Linked DNA regions of Homo sapiens: all the other regions are linked to region 4. Evidence: read pairs that join two places in POLR2A ChIA-PET (ENCODE). Cell type or tissue: MCF 10A. All regions are shown on one strand. Links, peaks and the distances in the headings refer to the core of each region. The heading gives the core; the rest is flanking DNA. Region 1 overlaps PEDS1-UBE2V1 (PEDS1-UBE2V1 readthrough). Region 2 has its middle 80 kb from the start of PTPN1. Region 3 overlaps PEDS1-UBE2V1 (PEDS1-UBE2V1 readthrough). Region 4 holds the start of PEDS1-UBE2V1 (PEDS1-UBE2V1 readthrough). Region 5 has its middle 87 kb from the start of PTPN1.

Region 1 (4,804 bases), core at 577-4,576, 68 kb before region 4:
GAAGCTCTTGCAGGACAACTTTGATGCTATATGAATTCTGCCATTTTGCTAGCACTGATATGGCTCTTGGGTCCACCTACAACAAGGCAAACAAAAGCAAATTACTCTCAGACTCTCAAACAAAATAGCTATATGCCGGGGTTAAGCTAAGGTGCAAACTGGAGTAAGATGTACTTTTTAAGCTGAACCTGCTGCTAATCCTAATACCTTACATGCGGAATACCTACCTGCTAGAGTCCCTCCCTCCAGTCAGCCTGCCTTTCCCTTTTGTGCCCTGAACCATTACTATCTGGGATAAGGAAACGGTGGTACTGACACTTGGGTGAGACTCAACCCAGCCCTACTTGGCTCTTCAATAATGGCCGCTGCTGGGCTGGCGGCTGCCGGGCTCAGGACCTGTCCTCTTCACTGCGCCCAGGTCAGGGGGACAGATGTGCATGCAGGGCAGTACGGACAGCCAAGGCAAAGGGTGGCCAGGACACCTGCTCCAGTGACAAGGGCCTGCCACAGAGCCAGCACCTCTCAGGTTAAGGCAGCATTTCCCAAAATAAATTCCCCAAAGCACAGGTTGAGCTCTGGGCTCAGGACTTTAGGTGGAACTCAGATTCAGGATTAAACACTAAACACACTGTAACAAAGCTCATCTCTTTTCAATTTTCCAGTCTTCTGAGTATCTCAAAGACGAAGGCTTGGCGTGACGTTAACATGTGTAGCATCCCTTCAACACTTGCTGATCTCCTCTTTGAACAGGAGAGCAGGCCTCAAAGGCTCAAAGCTTTTGGCAAATGACACATGGAGTCAAGATTTATTAACATTGCTCTGTTTTTGTAATATTTACTGTTGCCATTATTGCCCAGTTATGACAACTGAGACAGGTTTTTCATTTATGGTAGTAAAAATAAAAAAGCAAGGCCATTAAAGGAAAAAAATATTACATGCCAGTGGTTCACAAATAAGGCCCAGGGGGGTAAAGGTGTAGCCCTGGGAAAGATCTTCCACGTCTGTGCCTCAGTTTCCTCATCTCTACCTCACTGGGGTGGCATGAGGAAAGAGCTCATATTTCAAAGCGACCAGCACAGAACTAGCCCAGGGTAAGTGCTATATGAGTGATCGCCAGATATAATTGGGAAACAGGCCCCATCCCAAATCTGTGCTCCTATGCACAGTGATACAGTTTATCAACAAATAACCAAAGAACCTAGGAATTGGGCCCAGTCTAAAAGCTCCTGATGTTAAGTACAAAGCAACTGTCAACTCCAAGGAACAAGTGGGACAGAGAAAACAACTTACCACTCCATTAGAACTATTTACTCCATTCATATTAATTTTTGTTACAAATCTTACAAAGGGGGGTGCTTCTGGGTATTTAGGTCCACATTCTATTTTAAGGCTGTATATTCGGTTTTCATAAATTGTCTGGAAAAAAAGAGTACGGAGATGTCACGCAATTACAAACAAAGCATTCAAAAAGGTAGAGCTTGTGAAACCCCATTTATCCCTGACTGTAGAACTGGTACATCTGCTTCCAGCATGGAGTCTACTTGTTCTGTGGTAGGTCAGCAGTTCTATACTAGTTCCTACACTAGTTTATATGACTTCCGGGCCTTGGGGGAATACAAAGAAGATGGAGCATTTAAGCTAGTACCAGTGAAGTTTTTAGTATTAAGTCTAATCAGAGGGACCTGTTTTTATGTTAATTTCTCTACTTTGCAGTCCTTCTCTGGGGAATGGTAAGAGGCATTCTCTATTCTAGGAAGCCGAGTTAAATGTCCACTCACCAGGATCATCAGCCAATCAGTTAAATAACACTATGTGGTATTAAAGCACAGAACAGGTCACTGCTTTAGAGAACCTCAAAATTAAGACAAGACGAGGGAGGGGTGCAGACTCAGAGCTGCTTCCCCCTTCTCCATCACTCCGGGGTTAGGCACTGGGTAAGGGATTTCAACTGGGGTGTTCCATCCCTCCCTGCAGTCTTTTTTTTTTTTTTTGGTAGTCTGACCTGAGAGATTACTGGCATTCAATGGGTGAGGCAGCACAGGGAAAAGCAGTCTTTTTTTTTTTTTTTTTTTTTTGAGACAGAGTTTTGCTCTTGTTGCCCAGGCTGGAGTGCAATGGTGCGATCTCGGCTCACCGCAACCTCCGCCTCCCGGGTTCAAGTGACTCTCCTGTCTCCTGAGTAGCTGGGATTACAGGCATGTGCCACCATGGCCGGGTAATTTTGTATTTTTAGTAGAGACAGGGTTTCTCCATGTTGGTCAGGCTGGTCTCGAACTCCTGACCTCAGCTGATCTGCCCTCTTCGGCCTCCCAAAGTGCTGGGATTACAGGCATGAGCCACCGTACCCAGCCAAAAACCGTCCTTCTTTAAAAGGCTAACTGTGCCTTTGTTGAGAAACACTGAAAAGTCCAACCCCCTATGCCAATAACCTCTTCACTGTACCATCTACCCCATAAGCAGGGAGATGCGCTCTGTTGCCCGGCTGTTCCTTCTGCTTGGAGCGTCCTGCCCCCACCTGAAATGCCTTGCAACCCTGAAGACCCAGCTCAAACACTACCTAGTCCCTAGCTTTCTATCCCATATGAAGTCACACTGCTATCACATGTGTCTGAAGACCACACTGAAGGGTGATGTCTCCCAGTAAAGAGTAACCCCCTCAAAGGCAGGGGCTCCCCTCTCTGTGGGTTCCCCTGTCAGGCATCAGTGCCTTCTCCGGCATCAGTACCCTCTCCGGCATCCGTGCCCTCTCCTCAGGAAAGGAGTCTTGTACTGCATAATTGCTCCCGTGTAAACAGCGGCATCTAGTGGTCTTTGGGGAGAATAAATCAGAGGATGTGATTTAAACCCTTGATTCAGAAGGCATTCATAATATACCCATGGAAACTTTTCTTGTCCACAGGGATCCCAAACTACAACCAAACCAAAACTGTGAATTTCTACCTACCCTCAACCTGCCCTCTTCCTCCTCAGTGAATGACATCAGCATCTACCCAGTTAGCTAAAGCAAAAACTAGCAGGCAACCCAATTCCCCTCTCCCTTACCCTCTACCTGCCAGTGGTCAGAAGGTCCCACTGTTCTACCTCTGAAAGAGACCCCACTGTTCTACCTCTGAAAGAGACCCCATATCCATCCACTTTCCTCCACCACCGTCACCTCTTCTGAACTCCCCCAAGTCTCTTTCTCTCTTGCTCCCGGCACAGCAGCCAGACCAACGTCTTAAAAACAGGAAGCTGTCTCTGCTGGCTTAACCCTCTGATGGCTCCTAGTGACCTGAAGAGGAAGCCAAAGTTCCCAGACTGACCCGGGCAGCCCTAACTGCCTCTTCTTTTACTCTTCTCCCTCCCCTGCCCACCATTCCTCTTCAACCTTGCCAAGTTCTCTCCACCTTGGGGCTCTCACCCCAGCTGCTTCCCCTTGGAAGTGTTCCCGATCCCCTCAGCCCCTCCCAACTGAGGCTCAGTTATGCATCAGACACCCTCACTAAACACAGAAAAAGGAGGGTGGGGGCCTTGACAGGGGCCCTCAACTGAATTGGTACTCAAATGTTTGTTGAATGTTTCTCTTCACACTTTTATATTATAAAATAAACACCTCATTGCAATTAAGGTGTTTCCTCAAAGAAAAAAAAAACCCAGTAAACAGAACAAGTAGGAAGCAAACAAAGGCATGACTCACATACAGATTTATGGAGAATATAACAGATCCATCCTCAGAACCTATCATAGTCTCCATCAACAACTATATACTCAGTGTTGACTGAATAGATCCTGAATGGAGCAAAAATCATGCTCCCTGGTTTTGTCACACAATTCAAGAATGAAATTCCTTACATTTTAAGGAATCAAATTTCTCACCACTGATATTCATCTGGTAATTTCACTGGAAGACAGTAAAAAAAAAAGCCTCAAGTCATCACAGACACACACCTGAAGGGTCATTTAAAAGCCCCAACCTAAGGCCGGGTGAGCTGGCTCACGCCTGTAATCCCAGCACTTCGGGAAGCCGAGACAGGCGGATCACAAGGTCAGTAGATCGAGACCATCCTGGCTAACACGGTGAAACCCTGTCTCTACTAAAAATACAAAACATTAGCCGGGTGTGGTTGTGGGCGCCTATAGTCCCAGCTACTTGTGAGGCTGAGGCAGGAGAATGGCACGAACCCGGGAGGTGGAGCTTGCAGTGAGCCGAGATTGCGCCACTGCACTCCAGCCTGGGCGACAGTGCGAGACTCCATCTCAAAAACAAAAAACAAAAAACAAAAAACCCCAAGCTAAGGCTGGGTGCGGTGGATGACGCCTGTAATCTCGGCATCTGGGGGGGCCGAGGTGGGTGGATAACCTGAGGTCAGGAGTTCGAGACCCATCTGGCCAACATGATGAAACCCTGTCTCTACTAAAAATACAAAAATTAGCCAGGCATATTGGCAGGTGCCTGTAGTCCCAGCTAACCGGGGGGCTGAGACAGGTGAACTGCTTAAACCTGGGAGGTGGAAGTTGCAGTGAGCCGAGACTGCACCACTCCACTCCAGCCTGGGTGACATTGCGACACTTTGTCAAAAAAAAAAAAAAAAAGCCCCAAGCTAGACTTTAATAGAAACCAGGGTTACAGGGTTTCTGGTTTTTTTATTTTGTTCATGAGTGCTCCAGGGACCTGCTAAAAAGGTTTCAGCAAAGGAAATGTGCCTGAAGGAGAATTGCTGGAACATTCTGCGTCTGTGAGAAATACTGCTCTTAAGATTCATTATTTGATCATGAAACAAACACTTTCCACTTTGTTGATATGGCTCATGCTTTGTGGAGCCGT
Region 2 (4,804 bases), core at 259-4,258, 280 kb after region 4:
ATGTGAGTCCTTTGCTCTGCTTGAGAAATTATCCTGAAAACCATTGGGTTATTTTGTGGATCTCACCTGGATGACCTAAAGGGTGTGGATTTCAAGGGCAGAAGAAAACTTATCAGTCCTCACGGTGCATGAAATTCCAGCATGCTCCTCTAAAGGGGACCCTTGAAACAAATAAATTTCAATGGATGATACTCAAAGGATGTGTGGGAAGAGCGTGGCTAGAGAAGGCTGGCTTTGAGCACTTAAATGTTGCCTGGCACTTTACACACATTGTCTTATTTCCTTACTCTCTTTGTGACCTTGAGGAACCACTTAACTATGCTGTGCCTTAGTTTCCCTATCTGTGAAATGGAATGTGGTTGAGACTGTTAGTTGTCCCTAAGTATCTTCCCCTAGTTCCATAGTAATGAACTTGTAGCTGAGCATAGGACTGTCTCAATAAAAAGTACATTTCCCAGCCTCCCTTGCAGTCAGATGTACCCATGTGACCAAGTTCTGGCCAACGGGATGTGACTGTAAGCTATGTGGCTGATTTCCAGGTTGTACTTTATTTTATTTTATTTTATTTTATTAGTTAATTAATTTATTTATTTTTGAGAGGGAGTCTTGCTCTGTCACCAGGCTGGAGTGCAGTGGCACAATCTCGGCTCAGTGCGACCTCCACCTCCTGGGTTCAAGTGATTCTCCTGCCTCAGCCTCCCAAGTAGCTGGGATTATAGGCACACACCACCATACCCAGCTAATTTTTATATTTTTAGTAGAGACGGGGGGGTTCACCTGACTAGGATGGTCTCGATCTCCTGACCTCATGATCCCCCCACCTGAGCCTGCCAAAGTGCTGAGATTACAGGCATGAGCCACTGCACCCAGCCTGTACTTTATTTTTTTAATTATTAATTTTAATTTTTTTAGAGATGAGGTCTTGCTATGTTACTCAGGCTGGTCTCGAACTCCTGGCCTTAAGTGACCCTCCCACCTTGGCCTAGAGTTACAGAGGTGAACCACCATGCCCAGCCAGGCTGTATTTTTTTTTTTTTTTTTTTAGAGACAGGGTCTCACTTTGTTGCCCAGGCTGGAGTGTTCTGGCTATTTACGGGAGTGATTCCACTACTGGATCAGCACGGGAGTTTTGACCTTTCCGATCTGGGCCATTTCAGCCCTCCTTAGGCAACCTGGTGGTTCCCCTCTCCCAGGGAGATCACCATGTTGATACTGAGCTTAGTGTAGGCACCCGATTGACACAGCGCACTACAACCCAGAACTCTTGGACTCAAGTGATTCTCCCGCCTCAGCCTCCCGAGTAGCTGGGACTTCTGGCTCACACCACTGTGCCCAGCCTAGGTTGTACCTTAAAGGGAAAGGGTATGCCATTCCCCCTTTCCTTTTCCCACTGGCTGGAATGTGGAATGTGACACCCTAAGGAGGGGAAAATAGCAAGTTAGCAGCCCGGGCATGGGCAGTGGGTGTCTGCACTGTCAGCCCCAGCCTAACACACTGGGTGTGAAGCCTCAATGTGTTGAGACATGTAAATCACTTACCACGGGGCTTGGAACAAAGTTGGCATTCTGAAATTGTGAGCTGTTTTATTATTACCATCAACGTTATGATTATAATCATCACTCCAAATGGGCCTGTGCAAGAAGGCCTCTTAAGGCCCATTTTTCAGATGAGAAAATGGAGCTCAGAGAGGTTAAGCCCCTGCCCAAATGATCCCAGGGGGAGGGTAGCAGAACCAGATCTGCCAATCTGGGGAAGGAGTAAAGAGAAGCAGTAGAGGGTGGAAGGGGGAGCAGTCCCAAGTCCCCATGCCAGCCCCATGCAAGTCCCCATGCCAGCCCATACCAGCCCTGTCTGGTTGGTTTAAGGGGTTTTCTTCAGCGGGTCTAGTGCAGTGGGTCTTAACCAGGGACACTTTTGTACCCTGGGCGACATTTGACAATGCCCGGAGGCATTTTTTTTTCTTTTTGCTTTTTCTTTTTTTTTTTTTGAGACAGGGTCCCGTTGTCTCCCAGGCTGGAGTGTAGTGGGCGATCTCGGCTTACTGCAACCTCCACCTCCTGGGTTCAAGCGATTCTCGTGCCTTAGCCTCCTGAGTAGCTGGGATTACAGGCGCCCGCCACCACGCCCAGCTAATTTTTGTATTTTTAGTAGAGACAGGGTTTCACCATGTTGGCTAGGCTAGTCTCAAACTCCTGACCTCAAGCGATCCGCCCACCTCGGCCTCCCAAAGTGCTGGGATTACAGGCGTGAGCCACCGTGCCCAGCCCTGCATTTTCAATCACCGCGACTGGGAGAGGAAGCCAACCGCCGGCCCTAGTGGGTGGCAGCCAGGAATGCTGCTCGGTACCCTACAGCGCACAACACGGCCCTTGCCAGAAAGAATCAACAGGGCTGTGGGCGAGGAGCCCTGGTCTCACGAGAGGTTGCCCACCCCTCACCTGGTGCCCCAGGAGGTGGGAGGCTTCGCGGGCTCCAGGTCTTGGGCAGGATTCTCTGATTTCTTCCCCTGGAAGGCGTCTCTCTGCCCTCACCGCATCTTCCTATCACTCGCCCTCTCTGTCCACACAGGCCCATTTGTGGGGCAAGGGATTTTCATCAAGAGGAATCTCTAACCTCAGCCCATCCCTGCAACTCACCCCTGCCGCCTGCCCCGCTCCCGAGGCCGGGAACAAGCCCCAACAGTTCAGCCTTCCTCCCCACCCACCCGTTGCCAGCAAGGCCAGTTTCCGGGTGGTGGGTGGAGGGCATGGTGCCATCTGAATACGGTCCAGTTCTCCCCGGTGGGGGAGGGAGAGAAGGGTTTTGCTCCTGGAATGCAGGGCCCACACCATCAGAGCTGCCCATCTGTCTGTCTATCCGTCCATGTGAGACAAGAGCGGGGACTGTTGAGGGAACTACTTCCAAATTTCTCCTCCCTCAATTCCCAGGAGGTGGTGAGCCCCAGCCTTCTAGGATGGCAGGCCAGGCTTCCAGAACCTTCCATCTCAGCCACACAAAACCAAGAGACTGAAGCGAAAGGTAACCCCCTGAGGAACTCCCGGGATTTGTGAAAAATTCAAGAGGGAGTGGCGCCTGGGCCTGATCCGCATCCAGAGGCTGTTCTGTTGGTGAGCAGTGGCTCATTTACTGAAGTACAGACTGCACCCTGTGGCCGCGGCAGCCACGCCCCTCTGCACCCACCAGTCCTGTTCACTGGCCTAGGCTTCAGGCCGCCAGCACCTCCATCTTTTTGCCAAGGGCTTTCTCTGGCCACCACACCCCACTGAGCCCATGCAGGACAAGCGGAGTACCTGAGAGATCATGCCCCTGGCAGCTGCCCTTAACCAACCACTGACAGGAGGTGATGGAGGAAGACGCCGGTTTCCTTGCCCCTTGGTGGAAATAGCCTGGAGGCATGTTTACACTGGCTCCCAGAGTTCCCCAGTGGAATCGAGCCCCAGTTGCCCAGACCAGTAACTTGCTCAAAAATGTCCCCTGTGTGTGTCTTCTCATCTGTGTCTCATGTCCCCACTCCCTTACTCCCTTACTTCCTAAGACTACCACCCAAACAAATCACTTGAATCCTTGCCTCGGTGTCTGCTTCTGGGGGCACCCAGCCTAAGACCAACACAGTCTAAGAGGCAGACACAGATATTTGCAGATCAGGATGAATGTGGCTGCCCCCTCTAGCAACTCACAATCAGATGGAAAGCCCAACACCACTCAGTCACACAGACGCAGAATTGCAAATGGGGAGAAGGCTGAGACTGTGAAGCAACAGAGAACCTTGTTGTTAAAACCCTCCAATGGGCTGAGCATGACGGCTCACGCCTGTAATCCCAGCACTTTGGGAGGCCAGGGTGGGCGGATCACCTGAGGTCAGGAGTTTGAGACCAGCCTGGCCAACATGGTGAAACCCCATCTCTACTTAAAATACAAAAATTAGCCGGGTGTGGTGGTGCACACCTGTAGTCCCAGCTACTCAGGAGGCTGAGGTAGGAGAATCGCTTGAACCTGGGAGGCAGAGGTTGCAGTGAGCTGAGATCGTGCCACTATACTCCAGCCTGGGTGACAGAGCAAGACTCCATCTCAAACAAACAAACAAATAAATAAAACCCTTCAGGCAGGGCATGGTGACTTATGCCTGTAATCCCAGCACTTTGGGAGACCTGAGGTCAGGAGTTCGGGACCTGCCTGGCCAACATGGTGAAACCCTGTCTCTACTAAAAATACAAAAATTAGCCAGGCGTGGTGACATGTGCCTGTAATCCCAGCTACTCAGGAGGCTGAGGCAGGAGAATCACTTGAACCTGGGAGGCAGAGGTTTCAGTGAGTCGAGATCGTGCCACTGCACTCCAGCCTGGGCAACAGAGTGAGACTCTGTCTCAAAAAATAAATAAATAAATAAATAAATAAATAAATAAAAATAAATTTTTAAAAACTCTCCATAGGCCACCCTCCCCTCCCAGGCCAAAATTCAGGTCCTCTAGGTCCTGAACCATCTGCCACCCCTTCCCTTTCCTGTGCTCACCTCTCCCCATCCTGCTCCAGCCATAATGGGCTGCTGGCTGTTTCTCAGTTGTGCTGTACGTGTTCCTGCTTCAGGACCTTTGCACTTGCTATTCCCTCTCCTCAGATGCTTTTCCCTAGATCTCCCCATGGCCGGCTCCTCCTTCTAGTTCAAATCTTGGTTCACATGTCACCTCCTCATGGGGTCACCTCAGCACCCATCCCCCACCACCTCCCACCAGTCACTTTCTAACCATGTCACCCTGGTATATTGACTTCATAGCCCATATCACAGCCGGAAGTTATATTGCTTACT
Region 3 (4,804 bases), core at 361-4,360, 52 kb before region 4:
TGGAGATTTGCTATCAGGTTGCCTGTGAGGTGTGAGAGACAAGAGTCAACTACAGCTCCCAGGTTTTTGGTCCAAGCAACTGAAGGACAGAGTTGGTAGTGGTATGTTAGAGGACTTTCGGTGGTATGTGATTGAACACTTCGTTTTACAGTCACGTATTTATGTTTAAGAATAACTTATTTAGGGTAAGTAATATACTAACTTCCCATTTATAATAATGGTAAAAGTTTCCTTTAAAATAAATGTAAGCAAAAGAGTCAGTTGATTACAAGAAAAATATTAAATAGTACTACATATGGTATTTGAAAGGAAACAGCAAAACCTGCAAGCATACTTGAACTGCTTGTTTGGAAAACACTGGCATTTTCATCTGCACAGCAGCCAACTGGATTATTCAGCTATACTGGATTAAGTCTCCTGTAGCAAACATAAAACTGAAAGATAGTGGTGACATTATAGGCAAAAAGCCAGACAACACAACTATTGTTCAGAAAGGGTTCAATCTAAATCTTTAATAATCCTAATTAGGCTAGCGGGGGAAAAGTCACTACATTACTACTGGTTAATTTACAAGCCTGCACTAATAAAAATGAACATCAAAAGAATCATATTGATAGGAAGGCTGATGACTGAGGTACTTGTTCACAGATCGTGCTATGGGCTGGGCTGAACTGTGTTCCCCTCAAATTTATATACTTAAGTCCTAACTCCCAGTACCTCAGAATGTGACAAAACCTGCTGACACCTTGATCTTGGGCTTCTGGTCTCTAGAGCTGTGAGAAATTTGTTGTTTAAGCCCCACCCAGTCTATGGTATTTTGTTATGACAGCACTAGCAAACTCATATAGATGATAAGTGACATCTTAAGGAGCTTTATAGAGTTGGTAAGGATACAGAACAAGATGTTAACAGCTGTTATCTCTGGGTAAAAGAATTATGGATGATTCCCCCTACTTTCTCTATTTCCTGATTTTTTTACAACAATCCCATGTTATTTGCATAACAAAAAACCAATTAGGAACCATTTCAACTGCACCCCCACGCAAGGACCTACCCAGGGCCTGTGCGACTGTCATTCCTGCTGTCCAGAAGGCTCCTTCCCCTAGGAATCCATAAGCCAAGCTCCCTCAGCTTCTTTAGGGCTTTGGTTGTCCAGCACTTCATCTCAATAAGGATCAAGGGTTCTTCTCTGAGTAGGAATCTCACTTAACGGCATTCCTTAAGTGACTAACTTTTAATGGACAATGATTTTAATGTTACTAAAACTTGGTCAGCTGGGTATGGCAGCTCACACCTGTAATCCCAGCACTTTGAGAGGCCAAGACAATCGTCTGAGGCCAGGAGTTCGAGATCAGCCTGGGCAACATGGAGAAATCTCATGTCTACAAAAAAATACAAGAATTAGCTGGGCATGGTGGTGCCCACCTGTAGTCCTAGTTACTCAGGAGGCTGAGAGGGGAGGGTCACTTGAGCCAGGAAGGCGGAGGTTGCAGTGAGGCGAGACTGCACCACTGCACTCCAGCCTGGGCGACAGAGTGAGACCCTGTCTCAAAAACCAAAAATAAACAAAAAATAATAAATAAATTAGCTGGGTGTGGTGGTGCACACCTGTAGTCCCAGCTGCTTAGGAGGCTGAGACAGGAGGACTGCTTGAGCCTGGAAGGTCAAGTCTGTAGTGAGCTATGATCACGCCACTGCATTCCAGCCTGGGCAACAGAGCAAGAACCTGTCTCTATTTAAAAAAAAAAAAAAAAAAAAGACGGGGCGCGGTGGCTCACACCTGTAATTCCAGCACTTTGGGAGGCCGAGGTGGGTGGATCATGAGGTCAAGAGTTCAAGATCAGCCTGGCTAGTATGATGAAACTCCGTCTCTACTAAAAATACAAAATTAGCCGGGCGTGGTGGTGTGCACCTGTAGTCCCAGCTACTCGGGAGGCTGAGGCAGAAAAATTGCTTGAACCCTGGAGGCAGAGGTTGCAGTGAGCTGAGGTTGCACCACTGCACTCCAGCCTGAGTGACAGAGCAAGACTCCATCTCCAAAAAAAAAAAAGTGTTAAGACTGTCAAATAAATGGCAAAGTATAACAGCTTCTACAGTTAAGCCCTTCATTACTGAATGGAAGCTGTATTACACAAGTGACCTCTATTTTGAGTTGCTCTTTTTGGCAAGACAAAAAAATGTGTTAGTTTCTTATGTCAGGTATTTAAATGTCAGCTGGACTATTTATAGTAGGACTATTCCTCTTGCAAACTTAAGCAAAGAACTTCTCTATGGCTGAAAGGTTACCTTTTCACCTAACAATCAGATCTGATTAGGAAATCCTAACATTCAAATATCACAAGCTTGTTGCTATTAGTTTCAAAACAGTGAATTCAAGTTATAATTTTCTGATATTTAATTTTTACTTGTGAAGTAGGGCAAAATATATTAGTAATTAATCCTATACTTCCAACATACATTTCTACTGGATTAGATATTCGATTACTTAAAAACAAGTGTGCAAAGCCCACACATACAACTGAACCAAAGAAATAAGTCAGGTCAATTTATTTTAGGCTAGGATTTGGAACAGGAATTGAGACCCACAGAGGGAAAGGTCAGCTTTCTTTTGTTCCTGCATTATAGGACAATTTGATTCTGACTCAAGTTGTAAAGCCAGCACCAGAAACAGTTTAATAAATGAAAAACTTTGGACTGGCCAATATCTATCTGTATTGCAACTAGGAGTTGTGATATACATATAAATATCTATAACTGCTATCTACTGAACAATTACAATAAACATTTATTTCATTTGAACAGCAGTTCTCAAACCTTTTGCTCTCAAGAATGCTTTATACTCTCAAAATCATTGAAGACCTCAAAGAACTTTTTTTTTTTTTTTTTTTGAGACAAAGTCTCGCTCTTGTTCCCTAGGCTGGAGTGCAATGACGCAATCTCAGCTCACTGCAACCTCTGCCTCCTAGGTTCAAGCAATTCTCATGATGTTTAATGTGTATAGAACTGGACTTCACATTTATAAGCAAAAAAAAAAAAAAAAAAAAAAAAATTTTACACATTTCAGGACCACAGTGAAAAAAAGTTTGCTTGGCTTTTTACCTGCTTGTCAAAATTTCCCTATACATAAATTATCAGTAACATATAGGCACACACACCTTCTCTCAGTGTGATAGTTATCCAATACCTATCCAGCACTTTGCTAGACAATCTAGGGGCTATGAACAAAATAAAAACTGGGGTCTCCCTAACACAGTCTAAGGTGTCAGTGTGGAAACAAGATATACACAAAGGGCAATGAAATAAAACCATATCAAAGCACGAGAAACAGAACCTACCAGAGGACACTGTTACTTAGCCTTTGAGGGCTCACAGCCTTCTCTGAAATCTGACAAAAGATGAAGAGGTTGGAGCCATGTTACTACTGGACTTTACCTTAAGGGTAATCGGGGGGAGCTGCAAAAGGCTCAGAGTAGGGCAAGAGATAAGGCATATCCAAGTCTCCTAGGTAATGATCAGCTTTGGGGTGTGCTACTGCTAACGTCTCAGGATATAGAGCCAGAAGCATTTGCCTAGAGCAAACACTGTGACCGAACATGTGGCATCAAACTTCTTATAGGCCTGCGTGATGGGAAGTAGAAGAGATGTAGAAGATAGGGTAATTAATTCAACAGCTCATATTCATTTGCATGACTGTGGTGGTAGTTCAAAAAACAACAACAACAAAAAACAAAAAAACTGGCCTGTACCCAGTACTTCAGATAAATACCTGTTGAAAATTTTTTAAATCGAGTAAAAAAGGACAAAAGGTCTGCAAACCTCATTTTCTAAAAAACAAACACAAAAGCAACCTTGTATGCATCCTTGCATGTTCATTGTACTCTCACCAATGATCTTGGGGTGTCATGACCCAGAATCACTAACGTAAGGATACCTGGTCTACCACTCTGTTTTTAAAAGACAGGTCAGAGTAATGGATATATTACCTCCCACATGCGCTACCATGCCTGACTAATTTTGTATTTTTAGTAGAGACGGGGTTTTTCCATGTTGGTCAGGCTGGTCTCGAACTCCCGACCTCAGGTGATCCGCTGGCCTCAGCTTCCCAAAGTGCTGGGATTACAGGTGTGAGCCACCGTGCTCGGCCGACGATCCTCTTAAAGGTAAACTAGGTGCCCTCGCTCTCCTACCAGAAGCCTACTCTTGGCCTCCCGTTGCACCCGCAATCCACCCAAACTTGTCACCTGGCCGAGAGAGCCCCACCTGCTTCGCCAACATCATTTTGTGCCACTCTGCCTTGCTCCCCCATCCTCCTCCAGCTACACCAGTCCTTCTCTAAGTTTCTGAAGAGGCATCCTTACATCCCGCCTTTGTATTTGTGAGTCCCTCACCCTGGAATTCTCTGTCCCAGAGCTGTGAATGGCTGACTGGTTCCCTTGTCCTCAACCAAGGGTCTAACTGTCCATTCCCTTATCTTGCCTTATTTTTCTTCATAGTACTCATTGCCACTCGACATTGTAAATATATTCATTTTCACTTTATTGGTTGTTTCTTGTCTGTCTCCCATCTGAACATAAGCTCCATGAGAGTAAAACTTCATCTGTTTTGTTCACTGCTGAATCTCCAATGTGTCAGGGTGTTTTGCCCTCTAGAGTAAGCACCCAAATACTTATTGAAAGAATTAATGAATGACTAGGTATTAGCTAGGAACAGTATTTCAGAATGAACAACGCTCAATGTCACAAAATTCTAATCTGGTTTATTTTTGAAAATACAAGAGAGAAACATTCACAGCACCATTATCTGG
Region 4 (4,804 bases), core at 467-4,466:
GTTGGCCAGGCTGGTCTCGAACTCCTGACCTCAAGTGATCCACCCACCTCGGCCTCCCAAAGTGCTAGGATTACGGGTGTGAGCCACCGCGCCCGGCCAGCTCCATTTTTTTCTGTCTTGTTCACCATTCTGCCCCCAGAGCCTAGAACATGGACTAGAACATAGGTGTTCAATATGCACTGAGCCTGGTCTCTCACTTTTTCAGGCCCAGAGAGGTCAAATACTTCCCCAAGATCACACAGTGAGCAGATAGAAGCAGAGAGGCCAGTGGAAAGGAAGTTGGAGAAACCAGTTTGGCAAGTCTCCTCCCCTACCTCCAGGTCTGGAGGAGATAAAGGGCCTTGATTGCAGATTTGGGGCACCAGGCTGTCTGCAGACTCTGATTCAGGCATGGCTGTTCTTCAGAGAGTGAAGGGCACTTGGGGAAACCAGAAATGGACAAATATGCAATTGATCGTGGTGGAGTGGGGAAACAGCAATCCCTGGGGAGGCTCAGAATGCCTGGGAATGATTTGGGCTGTCTGAAAGTAGGTAGGGTTCACAGGAGCAGGCAGAGCTGGACACTAAAGAGGGAGGCCCTTGAATCCTTATCCCCAATTCCCAGGTGGGGAGTTTGAGGACCAGAGAGGTGAGGCGGATCCCCCACAGCAAAGGTCAGACTACTGTTAACAACAGGGAGGCGCCAGGCACAGTGGCTCACGCCTGTAATCCCAGCACTGTGGGAGGCCGAGGTGGGCGGATCACAAGGTCAAGAGATCGAGACCACCCTGGCTAACACAGTGAAACCCCATCTCTACTGAAAATACAGAAAATTAGCCGGGCATGGTGGCGGGCGCCTGTAGTCCCAGCTACTCAGGAGGCTGAGGCAGGAGAATGGCGTGAACCCGGGAGGAGGAGCTTGCAGTGAGCCGAGATCACGCCACTGCACTCCAGCCTGGGCAACAGAGTGAGACTCCATCTCAAAACAAATAAAACAAAACAAAACAAAAAACAACAAAAAAACCCACACAACAACAGGGAGTGCCTACTGAATGCCAGTGGACGATCTCATTTCCACTTCCTAACACGAAGGGGCAGATAAACTTTAACTTGCAAGGAAACCAAGGGGAAACAGAGACGGAAAGTGGCTTGGACCAGGTCATACAGCTGAATAACAGAGTCAGGATGTTAACCCTGGCCTACCCCCAGGAGAGCAGGAGGTTTTAAGTCCATAGGCTGGGTGTCTTGGGTATAGGCCTGAAGAAACCATAGCGGCATGGACCAGGTGCCCAAGTCAGGTGTGAAAAATCACATACAGAGAATGGAGTGGTCTAGGACCCAGTGAGGAAATGCAAATGGTCCGTGGCCATGCCGCCTTTTAAGGAAGAGACGGCATGGAACCCAGGCCAGTGAGGGCAGAAAGCTAAGGTGCTAGTGACCCCAGGCCCACTCCAGGCAAGGGCTGCATGTGGTGCTTGGTGGCTGCCCCACAGAAAAAGGAAGGATGTCAGGATATTTGACAAACAAAGCTTCATTCCATGGTGACACCCAGGTAGAGGTGCCTCCCAGTCACCTGAACCAGGAGTTCTCAAAGGCACTTCCTTAACTCCTGGGGATATAGGGCCCTCCTGAGGCCAAACAGTAAAATTCCTAGGGCTCACGTAGGAGTCACAAAAGTGGGTGTAGGGGGGGTGCTTGCTGGAGCATATACAGTGAGCAAAGCAGGAAGAAGCTAGGGAGAAACCGTGGCCTGAGGGAAAGGGACAGAGAGGGAGAGGTGAACTCCAACTTATGATCTGGTCTGGGGAATATGGGGGTTCCAGTCCCAAGTCCTAAGGAAGGGGCCAATACATGGATGTGAGGGAGGGGCAAGAGCTAGAGTTGGGGCTTATGTACAGGGGAGCTTACAGTGGGGTACATTCAGTCCCCTCACTGCCTGGGATCCAGGAATATGGGGCAAGGACTGATGCTCACCACTGGAGGGTTGGGGAGAGGATATCGGTCTGTAGCCACTGAAGCTATCACTAGGATGGGGTTTTGGGGGAAGGGTGTGGGGGGTACCGTGCAGCTGGAAGCCCCTGAGTTAGGGTTCCCTGGGCAGAGGGGCTGACATTCCCAGGTTAGGGAGGTGAGGTCATTGTTTGCAGCCCAGGGCCTGGGCTAGGGCACAGAGGAGGTACTAGGATGTAGATTCCAGATCTGGGGAACCCAGGATGAGGTGTGACTTTTAGGGGCCTGAGGGCAGTGCTTACAGCTGAAGGGCAGCTTTGGGCTTGGACCGGGTCCTGGGGGGATGAGGGGGTGGGGTTCTAAGTCTAGGAGCACTCTTCACAACCGAGAATGCCCCGGGGCTAGGATTCCGTATCTGCGGGTCCGATGGGAGCTCCGTTTGTCGCCCAGGGAGCTCATGGTAATTTCTTGATCTGGGGAGTGTCTCTGCAGCCAGGAAACCCCGGGGCCAAGGTTCTGGCTTGGGTTCGGAAGGGACACTGGGGTGGGGTCCCCGAACTTGCTATTTGCAAGTTAGACACCCGGGCTGGAGTTCCGCATCTGGGCCCGAGGTTGGGACTCCAGTCTGGGGTCGCTGTCCGCAGCCGGGGCTGGTGACCGCAGGCCTGGAGGGGGGCCCAGAGGTCTTACCTGGCGAGTAGAGCGCAGCCAGCTCGCGGGCCCCGGCGTGCTGCGCGCCCCAGCGGCAACAAGACGCCTCGTCCTCGTCCAGCTCCAGCTGCTGGCCCGGCCAGTTCTCGGCGCCCGCCATGGCCACTCGCCCGATCGGCCCGGTGCGCTCTGCTGGCGGCGGCGGCGGCAGGGCCGCGGAACCGCGGCGAGATCACGCCGCCCAATGACCGCCCAGCGCCGGGCGCGGCGGCGGCGCGGGCGGGGTCCTCGCCCGGCCGCGCGTCACAGCCAATCGGGGCTCGCGCCGGAGCCGCGCAGGCCAATCGGACGTCGCTGAGCCGCAGCCAACCGCCGCGAGCCGGAGGCTGGGACGCAGCTGGACGCAGCTGGGCGCGGAAGCTTGGGGCGGAGGCGCGTGCCCGCCTTCCCAGCTCAGCCCCGGCAGGGCTCCCGGCTCCAGCCCACTGGGAGCTCGCGGCGCGTCGCCGCCCAGCTAGGCTTCGGTTCACGGGCCCATGCAATGGGCCGAGGCAGGGCCCAGAAATGGGCATTTCTTGAGCCGGCAGCGTTAAGCGCCCACTGTGTGCAAGGAACGCGAGGGCAGGGCGCCGGGCTGGGGCCGAGGCCAGGAAGCATTTGGCGGGTGCTCTGTACGATGCTCCCTAGCGAGGCCGATGGAGAGTGGGCTGGTTTATCAAGCCCTACTGTGTGCAGAGGTTTCGGGTGCCATGTGTTCATCAGCTGTGTGCCAGCTCTGTGCTGTGCGCCCAAAGAGGAGAAACGTCGAGCCTGCCCCGCATCCTCCCCAGCTCATGTTCTCCCGGTGGCGAGGACAGTAAACTAATGAAAATGACAACTAGGGTCACTATGAGATTTGCTGAGCGCTTAATATCTGTCAGGTGCTGGACCAAGAGCTAGACGAGCAACATTTATTTGACTCTTAAACACCAATGGTATTGCCTCCTCAGAGAGCCCCACCACCACCACCCTGCTCAAAGGTGCCCCCTCCTCCAGTCACTGTGACATCACCCTGTTTTGTCTTCACAGCGCTTCTGGTGGGGATTGAGCTTGCAGTCCCTGTCTCTCCTATCAGAGAGCAAGCTCCTGAGGGCAGAGAACAGCTTTGTTTACAGCAGGGCCCCCGTGCCAGGATCGGGGCTGGAACATGGTAGAAGCTCAATAAATGCTTGATGAATGAATTAAGGCTCAGCCAGATGCGTCTAATACTTCGGCAGATAAATGACAGCAGCAGGGATTTACCCCAGGTCTAACCGACAACAAAGTATGCAATAATTTCTCATAGAAATTCCATACAGGCAGCCGGGCGCGGTGGCTCACGCCGGTAATCCCAGCACTTTGGGAGGCCAAGGCGGGCGGATCATGAGGTCAGGAGATCGAGACCATCCTGGCTAACACGGTGAAACCCCGTCTCTACTAAAAATACAAAAAATTAGCTGGGCGCGGTGGCGGGCGCCTGTAGTCCCAGCTACTCGGGAGGCTGAGACAGGAGAATGGCGTGAACCCGGGAGGCGGAGCTTGCAGTGAGCCGAGATCGCGCCACTGCACTCCAGCCTGGGCGACAGAGGGAGACTCCGTCTCAAAAAAAAAAAAAAAAAATTCCATACAGGCTGGACGCGGTGGCTCAGGCCTGTAATCCCAGCACTTTGGGAGGCCGAGGCCAGTGGATCACCTAAGGCCAGGAGTTTGAGACCAGCCTGGACAACATGGTAAAACCTTGTCTCTACTAAAAATACAAAAATTAGGCAAGCTACTTATCCCAGATACTTGGAAGGCTGAGGCAGGAGAATCACTTGAACCTGGGAGGTGGAGGTTGCAGTGAGCCGAGATGGCGCCACTGCACTCCAACCTGGGTGACAAGAGTGAGACTTGGTCTCAAAAAAAAAAAAAATCCATACAGTGAGATCACATAGGAGCCTCCCTAGAGGCTGTGGAAGGTCCTGAAAGGTGCTGGGGGAGCAGAGAGGGAAGGTAAGATCCCCTTCCAGAATCCAGGTTCTCTGAGGGTTTAAGTCCTGGATTCCTGCACTACCAGTCACCCCAGGGCTGTTTCCTGAGTGTTCCTACCATAGACAGCCACTGTCCCCACCCAGGCCTATGCTCCCTCCGTTTCTTTCCCACACCTGCTCCCAGGAAGGAAAAGCCACCTTCCAGTGGCAGGGATGGGTTGCAACCCAAGTCCTGG
Region 5 (4,804 bases), core at 448-4,447, 270 kb after region 4:
GCTGGAAACTTCTGAAAAATGAGGCTGGGGGGTTAGGATCTAGGGCCCTGGGGTGAAACCCCAGCTTTGCCCCTCCCCTGCTGTGTGGCCTCAAGCAAGTGATCTCCTCTCTCTGGCCCAGGTCTCCTCTAATAACTCCAACCAAAATTCTGGACAGAGTTGATAAAGCCCTATAGACTACATTTTAAAATCAAAACACCCAGCCGGGCCTGGTGGCTCACGCCTGTAATCCCAGCACTTTGGGTGGCTGAGGTGGGCAGATCACCTGAGGCCAGGAGTTTGAGGCCAGCCTGGCCAACATGGCAAAACCCCATCTCTACTAAAAATACAGAAACTAGCCAGGTGTGGTGGCGGGTGCTTGTAATCCCAGCTACTTGGGAGGCTGAGGCAGGAGAATCACTTGAACCCAGGACGCAGAGGTTGCAGTGAGCCAAAATCGCACCATTGTGCTCCAGTCTGGGCGACAAAGCGAGACTCCACCTCAAAAAATTAATAAATAATAATAAAATAAATAAACAAAAAAGTAATAAATAAATAAAAATACAAATAAATTTTAAAAATTAAAAGACCCAGTGTGTATTCTAGCTGACATTTTATATCAGATTGTACTGCCTGGGGACATACAAATGTAGTCATAATAAAATGTAGTAAACCAAATTTGGAAAAAATTAAGAAATAAAAGAGGAGTTTCTTTTCCTCTCATGTGAATGAAGTCCAGATGTAGGCAGTTTGGGATGGATTTGGTAACTCTATGAAGCTCTCAGTATCTCAGCTTCTTCCTGGACACCAGTCTGCCATCTCTAGGTGTGGGCCCCACTTTCTCATGATCCAAGATGAAGGCCACTGCACCGGCCTTCACGTCTGCCTTCCAGAATGACAGGATGGAGAAGGAAGGATGATGAGTAAAAGGCAGGCATCAACTAAATCTCTAGGAAACAGTCCAGAAACCTGTCACACTACTAATTTCAACCCCTTGGCCAGAGCTCAGGCACATGGCTGCACCTAGCTGCAAGGGAAGCTAGGAAGGTCTGTGTTTATTCTGCACAGCCATGAACTCAGCTAAAAGCCAATCAAATATTTGTAAATAAACAAAACAATTTTAGATAGTGATGTATCCTGGGAAAGAACAAAACAGGGTAATCTCTTGGACAATGAGGGTGGGAAAATGCCTCCCTCAGGAGGCAGCACAGCTGAGATATAAATGATAATAAGGCCTGAGGGACAAGCATTCCAAACACGAGGAACAGAAAAGCAAGCTGCCTTGAGGCAGAAACAAGCCTGGTATTGTAAAGAAACAGAAAGGCCAGCATGGCTGGAACTGGGACAGGGATGCAGTGGGAGGCGGGCACAGCTGGTAGGAAAGGAGGTCAGAGAGTTCAGCAGGTTAGATCCTGGGAGAAACGGGAAGGCCAAGGGAAAAATCTGGATTTTTTTTTTCTCCTCTAAGTACAGTGAGGCAATATTAGAGGGTTGGGCTGATATGCTATCACTAATGGAGAGAATGCCGAGCTCCCCTGGCTCCTGGAGGATTTGCCATAACCCTTCTGAGCACTTCATTCACTCACCAATTCATTCCTCTCATAAATATTCATTGCTGACCTGCTCTGTGCCAGGTACTGACTTACGGCAGCAGAAATGACTCCTCCAGTCCCCACCCTCAGGAAAAGAAGAGACAGACTGAGCAAACACAAAAGCCTATAAATACAGCTCCCAGATGGCTGCCAGTGGTTTGGAGGGAAGGTAAATGGGGCCACAAGAGGACCTGAGTTCACCTGGGGATGGGAGGGGGTTTCCCACTGGTGGTGATGTTTGAGCTGAAATTGGAATGATAAGGACACTTTGTCTTGTGGTCTGGAGACGGAGAGAACATTCCAGGTAGAGGGAACAGTTTGTGCAAAGGGCTGGAGGCAGGAAGAGAGCTGCATATATCCAGAAACTCACCAGGCTCTGGCCTGGCAAGAGTTGAGAAGGGTGAGAGAGAAGGTGTCTCAAGATGGCCCTGGAGAGGTGAGCAGAAGTCAGATCACAGAAAGCCTGGAAGGGGCCAGGCGTGGGGTCTCACGCCTATAATCCCAGCACTTTGGGAGGCCGAGGTGGGCGAATCACTTGAGATCAGGAGTTCAAGGCCAGACTGGCTAACATGGTGAAACCTCGTGTCCACTAAAAATACAAAAATTAGCTAAGTGTGGTGGCACATGCCTATAATCCCAGACACTTGGGAGGCTGAGGCAGGAGAATTGTTTGAACCCAGGATGGGGAGGCTGCAGTGAGCCGAGATCACGCCACTGCACTCCAGCCTGGGCGACACAGACAGACTCCATCTCTAAATAAATAAATAAATAAATAAATAAATAAATAAATGAAAGTCTGGAAGGAGGGTGGGGCTCTCGTGTTCTGGGAGGATGATTTATGAAGAACTTTGACCCCAAATCCCTGGGAGGGGCCTGTGGCCAATCCCAGACAAGCAGGGCCTGGCTCTCCTTGGACAGTGTTTACAAGCTCGCTGATGACTCGGCCTTCTGCCTTCCTGCGGTTTGCTAATCACTGGGTGCTATGTGCCGGGATGTTCTCCTGCTCCTCAGCCCTGAGAGCACACTCTGACTCATGCCTCCTACCCCAGCCACCCCCTCCCATCACCACCAAGGCTGCCATCTCCCCCCGTGACCCCCAAGGCCCCACAGAATCACACGACCCTGGCACCAGGAAGTGCACCTGTGTCTCCAATCAGAACTGCCCATTTCACAGAGGAAGAAACTAAGGTCCCATGAGAAAAGCCTTTCCCCAAGTCTCACCCCAAGACAGGAATAGCACCAGGGCCCGGTCCCAGGTCTCCTAACACCTGGTCCTAATTTTTCCCACTGTTTAATGACAGAAGAGAGAAAATGAGAAGAAAGGAAGCAGGAAGAGGTGGAGGAGAAAGCAAGGAGGGAGTGAGGAGAGGGAGGGAAGGGGAGCTGGAAAAGCAGTGTTCAAATCCCCAACTCCTAAGTGAGCCCTGGGAGGGGAGGGGAGAGGATTCGTGTTTGTTGGGCACCCACTACACGCCAGGTGCCTCGACTGTGTCAGCTCCTTCAGCAGAATCCTCACAGGAGAATGGATACAATTACTTACTCTAAATGCTTTGGAAAACAGAGAAGCTGTGCAACCCATCTACCATCACACAGCAGTTACCTGGCAGAGAGGAGAATGGAACCCAGGTCTGGCTGCAATTCCTAACCCTAAGCACACTCCAGGCCCCAGGCTGCCTCCAGCCCAGCCTCTGCTCCGCTCCTCTTTTTGAGGCAGTTGCAGCCTCCACTTCCAGAGCCGATCAGCAGAGGCTTTCCCCCGGCTGCCCACAAGCCAGCAGACGGATTTCCTTTGGCCCACAGGGCATTTTAATTAAATTTGAGCTAATGTTCATAAATCAAGAGATTTCACATAAAAATTCAGATTTCTACCTCCCTTAAAACACTGTAAGATTTCACTGGGCTAAATCCACATTCCCACCTGGCAACCGTCAGCTGGGGACAGGGGTATTTGAAGTGGACACACCAGTTCCCCCACACTCCCCAACTCTCCCTGCTGCCTCCCTGGTCCTGAGGCTGAATGTCGGGTGCCATTCATCAAAATGCATACACTGTTGTTTTCTGAGAGCAGGGACGTATTTCTCTGTAACTGTATCTCTTTCAAAAAGAAGAAAACAAGTGCTAATCCAAAAGGGGTCAAGTTTCATGAAAAATGGGGGAATGTCTAATTCTTTGCGGAACCAAGAGATACTCCTTCATGCTTATTATGCAGACGAAGTGTGCCTGAGCCCTCACACCACTGCTTAGCTTCCTAAAATATTTTTTTTTGTGTGTATCTGAAATTCTAATTTAACTGGGCATCCTGTATTTTATCTGGTAACCCTCTCTAGACTAGTCACCTTGCTGGGTGAGTGATCTTGATTGAGCAAGTCATTTAAGTTTTCTGGGTTTCAGGTTGTTCCTCATAGACAGGGTTAATAACAGCATGAGAGGTTGAGGTAGGAGGATCCTTTGAGGCCAGGAGTTTGAGACCAACCTGGGCAACATAGCGAGATTCCCCATCTCTACAAAAAAAAAAATTTTTTTTTTTTTTTTTTAATTAGCCAGGTGTGGTGGCTCATTCCTATAATCCTAGCTACAGGGGAGGCTGAGGCAGGAGGATTGCTTGAGCCTAGGAGTTTAAGGCTGCAGCGAGCTGGGATTACACCACTGCAGTCCAGCCTGGGTAACACAGCAAGACCCTGTCTCTAAATAATAATAAATAACAAGAGGACCTGATGAGATATTACACATTAAGAGCTTAGGACAGAGCCTGGCTCACTGTACATGCTCAGTAAACGTCAGCTGCTGGGGCAGATGACACCAGCTGCTTGCCCAACACCCATTCCCTTGTTCCTCACTAACTGAACCCTGGTTAATGGCAGCCATAGTGCCTGGCCCCAGGGGATGAATGTGATTGGTCTAGTCAAGCATGCCACACCCATTCCAAGCTGCCAGTGATTGGACCAAGGTGAGCATGTGACCTGACTCTAGCCAATGAGGTACAACAAGAAGTCAGCGGGGATGAGTGCTCCAGGGAGACTTTCTCTCCCTAAGGAGTTGGCACTACTGCCGCTGTTCCTCCCTTTTTGTTTTGGACACATCCATTGGGAAAAAGGGATACAGGATCCCAGCCCCCATCTTAAGACAGTGAGCATGGCCAAGGTCTAGGCTGGAGGACTCCTGGGCTGACAATGCCAAACTTCGTTTTAAGTAAATGATGGATGTCGTTATGGCCGAAGCCATTTGCTAATTGG

What was found. ChIA-PET counts read pairs that join two places held together with the same protein. Peaks named below come from ENCODE experiments on the same cell type or tissue, not always from the same donor. Only the 100,000 strongest peaks of a DNase experiment are listed, where the experiment ranks them.
Region 1: POLR2A ChIA-PET joins it to region 4 with 24 read pairs; 15 of 35 experiments call an interaction of 5 or more read pairs at or near these places.
Region 2: POLR2A ChIA-PET joins it to region 4 with 18 read pairs; 3 of 35 experiments call an interaction of 5 or more read pairs at or near these places.
Region 3: POLR2A ChIA-PET joins it to region 4 with 13 read pairs; 33 of 35 experiments call an interaction of 5 or more read pairs at or near these places.
Region 5: POLR2A ChIA-PET joins it to region 4 with 12 read pairs; 3 of 35 experiments call an interaction of 5 or more read pairs at or near these places.

Annotation. Positions count from the first base shown.
Region 1 is chr20:50,082,839-50,087,642 of GRCh38, forward strand. PEDS1-UBE2V1 (PEDS1-UBE2V1 readthrough) reads right to left here. Exons shown (of 8, transcript NM_199203.3): 7 at 1,291-1,416; 8 at 1-76. UBE2V1 (ubiquitin conjugating enzyme E2 V1) reads right to left here. Exons shown (of 4, transcript NM_001032288.3): 3 at 1,291-1,416; 4 at 1-76. Among named protein-coding and RNA genes, the nearest start is that of UBE2V1, 28 kb to the right of the region's middle. In MCF 10A, for the core only: a CTCF peak has its summit at 2,824 (motif pointing left); a DNase peak (open chromatin) is centred at 2,793.
Region 2 is chr20:50,428,147-50,432,950 of GRCh38, forward strand. It overlaps the pseudogene RN7SL636P. Among named protein-coding and RNA genes, the nearest start is that of PTPN1, 80 kb to the right of the region's middle. In MCF 10A, for the core only: no CTCF peak of the experiment used is centred there; DNase peaks (open chromatin) are centred at 1,375 and 2,735.
Region 3 is chr20:50,098,548-50,103,351 of GRCh38, forward strand. The region is part of intron 5 of PEDS1-UBE2V1 (PEDS1-UBE2V1 readthrough); the gene reads right to left. The region is part of intron 1 of UBE2V1 (ubiquitin conjugating enzyme E2 V1); the gene reads right to left. Among named protein-coding and RNA genes, the nearest start is that of UBE2V1, 12 kb to the right of the region's middle. RefSeq lists an enhancer at 715-1,378. In MCF 10A, for the core only: no CTCF peak of the experiment used is centred there; no DNase peak of the experiment used is centred there.
Region 4 is chr20:50,150,898-50,155,701 of GRCh38, forward strand. It overlaps PEDS1-UBE2V1 (PEDS1-UBE2V1 readthrough), which reads right to left and starts at 2,826. Exons shown (of 8, transcript NM_199203.3): 1 at 2,620-2,826. The coding sequence starts at 2,740. PEDS1 (plasmanylethanolamine desaturase 1) reads right to left here and starts at 2,826. Exons shown (of 6, transcript NM_199129.4): 1 at 2,620-2,826. The coding sequence starts at 2,740. RefSeq lists a silencer at 2,580-3,259. In MCF 10A, for the core only: a CTCF peak has its summit at 1,600 (motif pointing left); DNase peaks (open chromatin) are centred at 1,604 and 2,904.
Region 5 is chr20:50,420,820-50,425,623 of GRCh38, forward strand. No RefSeq gene overlaps it. Among named protein-coding and RNA genes, the nearest start is that of PTPN1, 87 kb to the right of the region's middle. In MCF 10A, for the core only: no CTCF peak of the experiment used is centred there; DNase peaks (open chromatin) are centred at 1,852 and 2,512.